Linked DNA regions of Homo sapiens: region 1 is linked to region 2. Evidence: chromatin contacts called from ENCODE Hi-C or POLR2A ChIA-PET data. All regions are on one chromosome and are shown on one strand. Each heading gives the region's core, a stretch centred on a gene start or an enhancer-like site at or near the end of the contact. The rest is flanking DNA. Distances are from core to core; before and after follow the strand shown.

Region 1 (3,569 bases), core at 688-3,187, 130 kb before region 2:
TGGGATGATGCAGCATGAAGGCCCTCACCAGATACTGGCACCTTGCTACTGGACTTCCCAGACTCCAGAAGTGTGAGAAATATATTTCTTTTCTTAATAAATTACCCAGTCTTGGGTATTTCATTGTAGCAGCACAAAACGGATAAAGATAGCCAGTTGGTGGCAAAGCTGGAGTTTGAACCAGAGTCCAACCTTTTACCTGTTATCCATGCGGCTTTCCCACTGAGGATGGAGTCAAGCTTCCTCCAGTGTGCCCAGGCCATAAGCTAAGCACTCACAGGGCAGGTAGACCCTGGGGGATCTCACAGCCTGGGGCAGTGGCTGGTGATCAGTAATCACACTCCAGCCTAATGTTCTGGCAGCCACCCAAGCTGGGCACAGAGTTAGATTCCCTGCCTGCTTCCTGATACTTAGCTTGTTCATTGCAGTCTAGCCTCAGTGTCATGTTTTTTCATTACCAAGAGCTTGTCCCAGCTCCTTGGTCTTGTTGTGAGTGGTGATAGCAGGGGCTCTGGAATCTGCCTGCCTGTATCTGCATTTTGACAGCTGTGTGACCTTAGACAAGTCGCTTAACCTCTCTGGGCTTTACTTTCCTCATCTGTAAACTGGGACTAATAATAGTACTTGCCTCATAGGGTGGAAATGAAAGTAGTGACTATTTAAAGTGCTTAGAAAAATGCCAGCACACCCCAGAGCTCACTATAAGTGATGATTACTATGGCTACTGCTGCTTCTATCGCTGGGGCAGGGGTGCGCTACAAACTGGAGTTGTCACCACAGATGAGGTCTGTGCTACCCATTGCCAACCACAGGGTATTTATTGGACACCCGCTGTGTGCCAGGCCCTATGCTAGGCACTGAGGGTGAAATAGTGAAGAAGCAGGCAGGCACCATCGCTGTCCCATGCCCCTCCCCCCAGCCTAGTGGGGAGATGGATGAGGAAACTGACAGTTCGACGCAGAGTGATCAGGGCTGCTGAGGGAAGCCCCCAGGAGGCCCCAGAGCCAGCAGAGGGTGGGATGTGGGCCTCGTAGACTTCTCGGAGGATAGGTGGGACTTAATCAGAAGAAGGTGAGAGGAAACAGGATTGGAGGTGGTAGGATCAGCACATGCAAAAGACTAGTGGTGGACAGACCACAGGAGTGTTGGAGGACCAGAATGAGGTTTTATAGTACTGAAGATCATGGGGGAGGGGGTCCTGAAAGGAGTGGGGGTTGGAAGGTCATAGAGGAAGGAGGCATGGAGGTCAACAGGGGCCAGATCTTCCAGCCAAAAGGAGAAAAGGGTTTGGACTTAACTTGAGGGCAGCAGGGAGCCGTGGAAGGCTGTAGGCACAGAAGGGATATAGTCAGATAAGGGTTTGAGAAAGACTTTGTGCAGCGTAGAGAGCAGCATAAAGTTGGGAGTGGCCCTGTCTTTCATGAAATAAGCAGAACATGGCTAGGAAATGTCTCCTGCAGGGGTGCGGAGATGTTGTTCCATATTCCGGCAGGAGGCCACATCCCCAAGCTCAGGTTGTCTCTGATGAGCAGCTCCCCCACCCCCAAGCCCATCCTCTGGGTCCTTAGCCTTTGTAGCCTGGGTGGCGTGAGGTCAGAGCTCTCTGGAGCAAAGGGTCACTGCTGATTCCTGGGGTCCTTGGGAGGCCACAGACAGCAAGGAGGGCTGTGGGGAGAGGAAAACCTACTGAGGCATTCCACGCAGCCGCCTACCCTGAAGCATCACTGGCCAGGAATGCAGGGGCACCCAGGGGCCATGCTTATCACCCTCCCCAAGCGTCTGGAGCAGCCCGGTTCCTGTCGGCTGTCCATCCAGATGGGCCCTAAATCAGTGGGCCCTTCCTCCTCCAGCTGCAGCTGACACAGAGCCTGGACCCCAGCCAACGCCCAAGCCCAGGAGCCCAGACTATAACATGTCAGCCTCCCACACACACAGACCCTGCCAGCTCCCAACACAGCCACTGGGTCTGGCGTGTGTCAGCTGAGAGATGTTGCAACAGGGAAATGGCATGGAGTCAGACAGGTATGGGTTTGAATTCAGACTGCTGGGCTTAGTGACTTGCCTCAGTTTTCTCCTCTCTAAAATGGGAATATTAACAGGACCCACTTCCTCGAGTAGCCGTGAGGATTAAGTAAGACAGTGGATGTGACTGCACCTAATAGGTCTGGCTAGCACATTCTGTGTCTCGTTAAATATATACTCCAGAGCTCTAGAGCTCCTTTTGTAAGATCAATGCAATTACCCGTATACAGCTCTGGACAGAATCTACTTCTGAGTTAATGTCTCCAGATTATTCCCCAAATGGCTCCCGGCACATTCTCTTAATGCACTCAAATTGGTTTCCCAGTTTTACAGGAACTTGTTTGAGACCCGCTTCTGGGGAAGTACACGGGTTAAGAGGAGGAACCTCCAGTTGTAGAGGTTCAGTACTTGGTCTTCCCTTCCCTCCAGCCTGATTTCATGGCCCCATGGAATGCAAAAGTTATAAATAACAAGCTATATGACATGTTGGAAGGTGATAGTTCTATGGGAAAGAAACCAGTAGAGGAGGATAAAGGAGATTGAGTGTCCCAGGGGTGGGAGGTGGTGTTAGAATTTTAATAGAACTTGGCCGGGAGCAGTGGCTCACACCTGTAATCCCAACACTTTAGGAGGCCAAGGCGTGCAGATCATCTGAGGTCAGGAGTTCGAGACCAGCCTGCCCAACATGGTGAAACCCCGTCTCTACTAAAAATACAAAAATTAGCCGGGCGTGGTGGCAGGTGCCTGTAGTCCCAGCTACTCGGGAGGCTGAGGCAGGAGAATTGCTTGAACCCAGGAGGCGGAGGTTGCAATGAGCTGAGATCCCACCATTGCACTCCAGCCTGGGCAACAAGAGTAAAACTTCATCTCAGAAAAAAAATATTAATAGAACTTCTGGATATAGTTAACTTTTCCTTTAAAAATTTCATCTTTGTGTCTGTTTTATATGGTACTTAATCTATGAATACAGTAGTGCATGGTCACAATTTATAAGCATGTGTATTTGTTTATATATGTATGTTTGTATGTATCTGTGCATATGTTTGTATTTTTTACGGTGTGAGTTCAAGTAGTTTGGACACCCCTGAGTTATACAGACACAAGCAGCAGGATTCTAGTGGATGGAAGATTACAGGCTTCCACTCTTAGGTATTATTTGCTCCCCAAGGTGGTCTTAGAAATCAGCCCTCTCCCCTCAAATTCTACATCCTTGCTGAGTGCAGTTTGAAGACACTCATCCTCAACCTCTTCATTCACAGATGAGGAAGCTGAGGCTCAGAGCAGAGCTGTGGCCCATGCAAAGGCACAGAACTAGTAAGCAGCTCAGTGGGGAACTAATCCAGGTCTTGGAATTGCCCGGGGTCTTTCTGCTGAGCCCAAACCTCGAGATACTCCTTAGAAGTGCTGGAGCCAGAGTGAGGCAGTGGAAATGCAAGAAGACAGGGACCAGGGCCTGAGATTTTTCTTCTCGTCCCCCCCACCGCCCGAGAGGCCACTTAAGCGGCGCTTAACCGTCCTGTGATGTATTGAACCCTCTCTCTGCGCAT
Region 2 (3,584 bases), core at 868-3,367:
GGCCTTCATGATTCTTGTAGATATCTTGTAGATATCTGCTTTGCAATATGGGGAGTGAAAGGGAGTTGAGCTATGCTTTTGTAATTGGGTGTCTGAAAAGGCTGGGCCCCTATTATATATGATCATACGCTTTATTCTTCCTTTCTAAAACTTAGCATGTTTGCAATTGAATAATTAAGTGTTTATTGTTTAATGGTTATCTACCCTGCTAGACTGAGGCTCCAAAAAGATCTCATCTATTTTGCTCACTGTTATGTCCCCAGTGCAGAGAAGAGTGGATGATATGTTGTGTTCGAATTGATATCATTTGACTGTGTCCCCACACAAATCTCATCTTGAATTGTAGCTCCCACAATTCCCATGTGACATAGGAGGGACCCGGTGGGAGATAATAGAATCATGGGGGTGGTTTCCCCCATACTGTTCTCATGGTAGTGAATAAGTCTCATGAGAGCTGATGGTTTTATAAGGGGTTTTCCCTTTCACTTGGCTCTCACTCTTTCTTGCCTGCCACCATGTAAAACGTGCCTTTTGCCTTTTTCCATGATTATGAGGCCTCCCCAGCCACATGGAACTGAGAGTCCATTAAACTCCTTTTTCTTTATAAATTACCCAGTCTCAGGCATGTCTTTATCTGCAGCATGAAAATGGACTAATACATGATTGAATGAATGGATAAATGAATGAGTAAGTGAAGTAATTTGTGAATATATTAGTGAGTGAGTGAAGGAACATGTGAATAATTGGGTGAGTGAATGATTGAGTGAAGTTTGGAGTAAATGAAGGAATAAATGAGTGAATGAGTGACTGAGTGAGTGAATGAATGAATGCATGAATGAATGAGTGATTGAATGAACAAATGAGTGAGTGAGTTAATGAATGAGTGAAGCCGGGAGACCAGGCTGAACTCTGATGAACAGAAGCCCCTCAGCGATGCTACCTTGTGGCCGCCATTTCATCTGGCCTGCGCTGCTGCTTCCTGGGCAAGGAAGGGTGCAGGGAGCAGGCCCAGCGTGCAGTGTCTTTGAAAGGGCAGTGGGCACTGACAGGGGCTTCTCTGGCGCGGGGCTGAGGGGCCTTGTCCAAGGCTGACTCGGGCCCCCGCCTTCCCCCTCTGGGAGCGATGCTCGCTAGAGCTGCTTCACATGGACACGCTTGAATAGCAGCCAGGGCTGTCTGGGCATCACGTGACTACCCGGCTGCCAAGGGAGCTCGAGGCAGCCAGGGTGGGGGCGGGGGGGGGGTGTCGGGGGTCACCTCCGCAGTTAAGTAATGTACCTGGCGGAGACTATGCTTGTGGAGAACAGTTCAAGGAACAAAGCGTTCTTCATTTTTCTTTTCTTCCTTTTTTCTTGATTCTTCTTTCTTGGCAGTCTGGATTCAGAATGTTTTCATGCCGGGTGGCCAAGGTGAGGGAGCGTTTTCAGGCGAGGAAGGGCAAGTTTGTTTTTTGATCTGCAGGGCTGGGTGTGCCGTCTCATGGCTGAGAGCTGAAAGGCTAGACCAGAGTTCCCCAGTTCAAATTGCAGCTTCTGATCCTGGCACTGAGGATGACCTTGAGCTACTTAATCAAGTCTTGGGAGCTTCACTTTCCTTATCTGTTAAGAGAAAGGGATCATAGTATCTAGCCCAAGAGATTAGTTTGAGGATTCAAAGAGACAATGGGTGTAAAAGACTCAGCACATTGAGTTCAGTTAATGCAGTGAATATTAACAACGACAACAACAATAATATTATTAATTGCGGGAACAGAAAACTAGTCCTGAGGTTTCTTTGTGCCAGAGGTGGATACAAATTAGTTAGGAGAGCAAGCATTTTTGCCACTAGATTTCCAGACATGAGGGCAAAGAGAAACTAGTTGAGGGAGACCCCCCCCCCGTGGAGTCTTTGCAATTTTCCATCAATTGTCTGAGCCTAAAATGTTCCTAGAGTTCATAGGGTCTAAGTACCTGGAGATGCTGAGGCCCAGAGAGGGAAGGGACTTACCCCAGGTCACACAGTAGCAGATGGTTAGAGCCCAGACGTTCTTATCATGCTTGAATTAATCATTGTGGTCTAGCTTTTCTAACACAACAGCAGACTATGCCCCCAGCAAGGATGAGTCACTGATTGGCTGTGCTCAAGCCTGACCTGGGCTCAGAGCCAAGCCTGATGGAGATGAGGGATACTGGTGTGAACACTTCCTTCTGCCTACCCAGCATGTCACTTTCCCAAAGCAGGTAACTACCCATTCAGGTGTTCTGGTCCTCGTTCCTGCAAGGGTGAGTACTGGCATTTTGGCCTGCAGTTTAGAAGTGAGTGTCCCAAAGGTGAACTGATGAACCCAGGATCATACGACTCATAAGTGTGTGGACAGATGGGTGGATGGAGCTGGGTTAATTGAATGCCACTTTGTCCCAGACATATTGAGGCACATCATAAAAGTGCCACCAGCCAGAAAGACCATTCTCTAACCCAGAGACCTCTGAGAACTCATATTTTGACATTTGGCTTTATCTAACATTGAGTTGCATCATGACCTTAAGCAAGTTACTTCTGCTTTTTGGGCCTCAGTGTCCTCATCTGTCAAATGGAAGTACCATAGCATCTACCTCTCTGGGGATGATTGTGCAGACTGAGTCTGTTAATGTAAAGTTCTTTGAATAGAGTCTGATGTGCATTAACTGCTCAGTAAATGTTGGCTGCCAACTAACCCAGAGGTCACGGTTCCTGGAAAGGTGGCAAGACAGCACCCTGCAGAGGGCTGGGGCTTTGGAAGGTAAGGTACATGACCCTCAGCTGTGGACTCCCTATGTGTGTGACCATTCTCTGTTACGAGGCATGCATGGAGGCACACAGCGAACATGCACTATGCCTTCATCCAAAGGAGAAAACAAGTCAGAAGCTTCTAAGAATTTTGGTTCCATGCCCAGTAAGAAGGGCCTGTGCTGTGCCAAGCTCCCAGGCTTGGGATCATGAGCACATGCCAGCCCTTCTCTTTTTGGGTCCACTTGAAAATGATCAGAGCTGTCTGAGGGACTCTTGCAGAAACGGAGGCCAACTCCTTGCCTGTCAAGGGAAGCCTTGGGAAAAGAGGGATCCTTTCCATCTCTCTGCGCCCAGAAGAAGCATGGGTTCTGGTAGGAAGGACAGATGTACTTGATTGGAATCCCATCTCAGACACTGACCAGCTGTGTGACCTCAGGAAAGTCACTTTCCCTCCCTGACCCGCAGTTTTTGCATCTGTACAATGGGGTTACTTTGAGAATTTAGTAAGAAAGTCTTTGTGGGAGTGGGCCCCACTTTGCTTGTGGCAGAAACCTTAATGCCAAGCACAAGCTTAACCCATAAAGGGCATTTAACAAGAATGTGGCAAATGGGTGATGATCAACAGCTGAACAGGAGCCAGGGGGTATTCTAAACATTTCCTGACATCAGTTCATTTAGTTCTCACAGTGAGAGAGACTATAATGACCCCTATTTCACAAGTGAGCAAACTGAGGCTTGGGGAAAAAAGCTGAATCCCACGTCCAAGGTCACTTAGCTAGTAAGTGACAGAGCCAGGATTTGAACCCAGGCAATTTGAAACTAGAGCTTAAGCTTAT

The links. Hi-C counts contacts between places; a loop is a spot of excess contacts on that map. ChIA-PET counts read pairs that join two places held with the same protein, here RNA polymerase II (POLR2A). Pooled maps may share reads with other maps.
Region 1: a loop to region 2 is called in a map of right cardiac atrium, with 3 times the contacts of the local background. The contact joins two enhancer-like sites. A Hi-C loop is called at or near these places in 2 of 168 maps with a recorded cell type or tissue (endothelial cell of umbilical vein and right cardiac atrium) and 4 of 50 pooled maps. POLR2A ChIA-PET finds 5 or more read pairs at or near these places in 1 of 52 experiments (HEK293).

What each region holds. Positions count from the first base shown.
Region 1 is chr22:27,237,524-27,241,092 of GRCh38, reverse strand. No RefSeq gene overlaps it. Among named protein-coding and RNA genes, the nearest start is that of LINC01638, 15 kb to the right of the region's middle. Within about 2 kb of position 1,937, at least 7 of the 41 ENCODE cell types and tissues checked have a DNase peak (open chromatin) inside an H3K27ac peak, as active enhancers do; they include endothelial cell of umbilical vein, where a contact is called at or near this core.
Region 2 is chr22:27,106,529-27,110,112 of GRCh38, reverse strand. No RefSeq gene overlaps it. Among named protein-coding and RNA genes, the nearest start is that of LINC01638, 120 kb to the left of the region's middle. Within about 2 kb of position 2,117, at least 18 of the 41 ENCODE cell types and tissues checked have a DNase peak (open chromatin) inside an H3K27ac peak, as active enhancers do; they include endothelial cell of umbilical vein, where a contact is called at or near this core.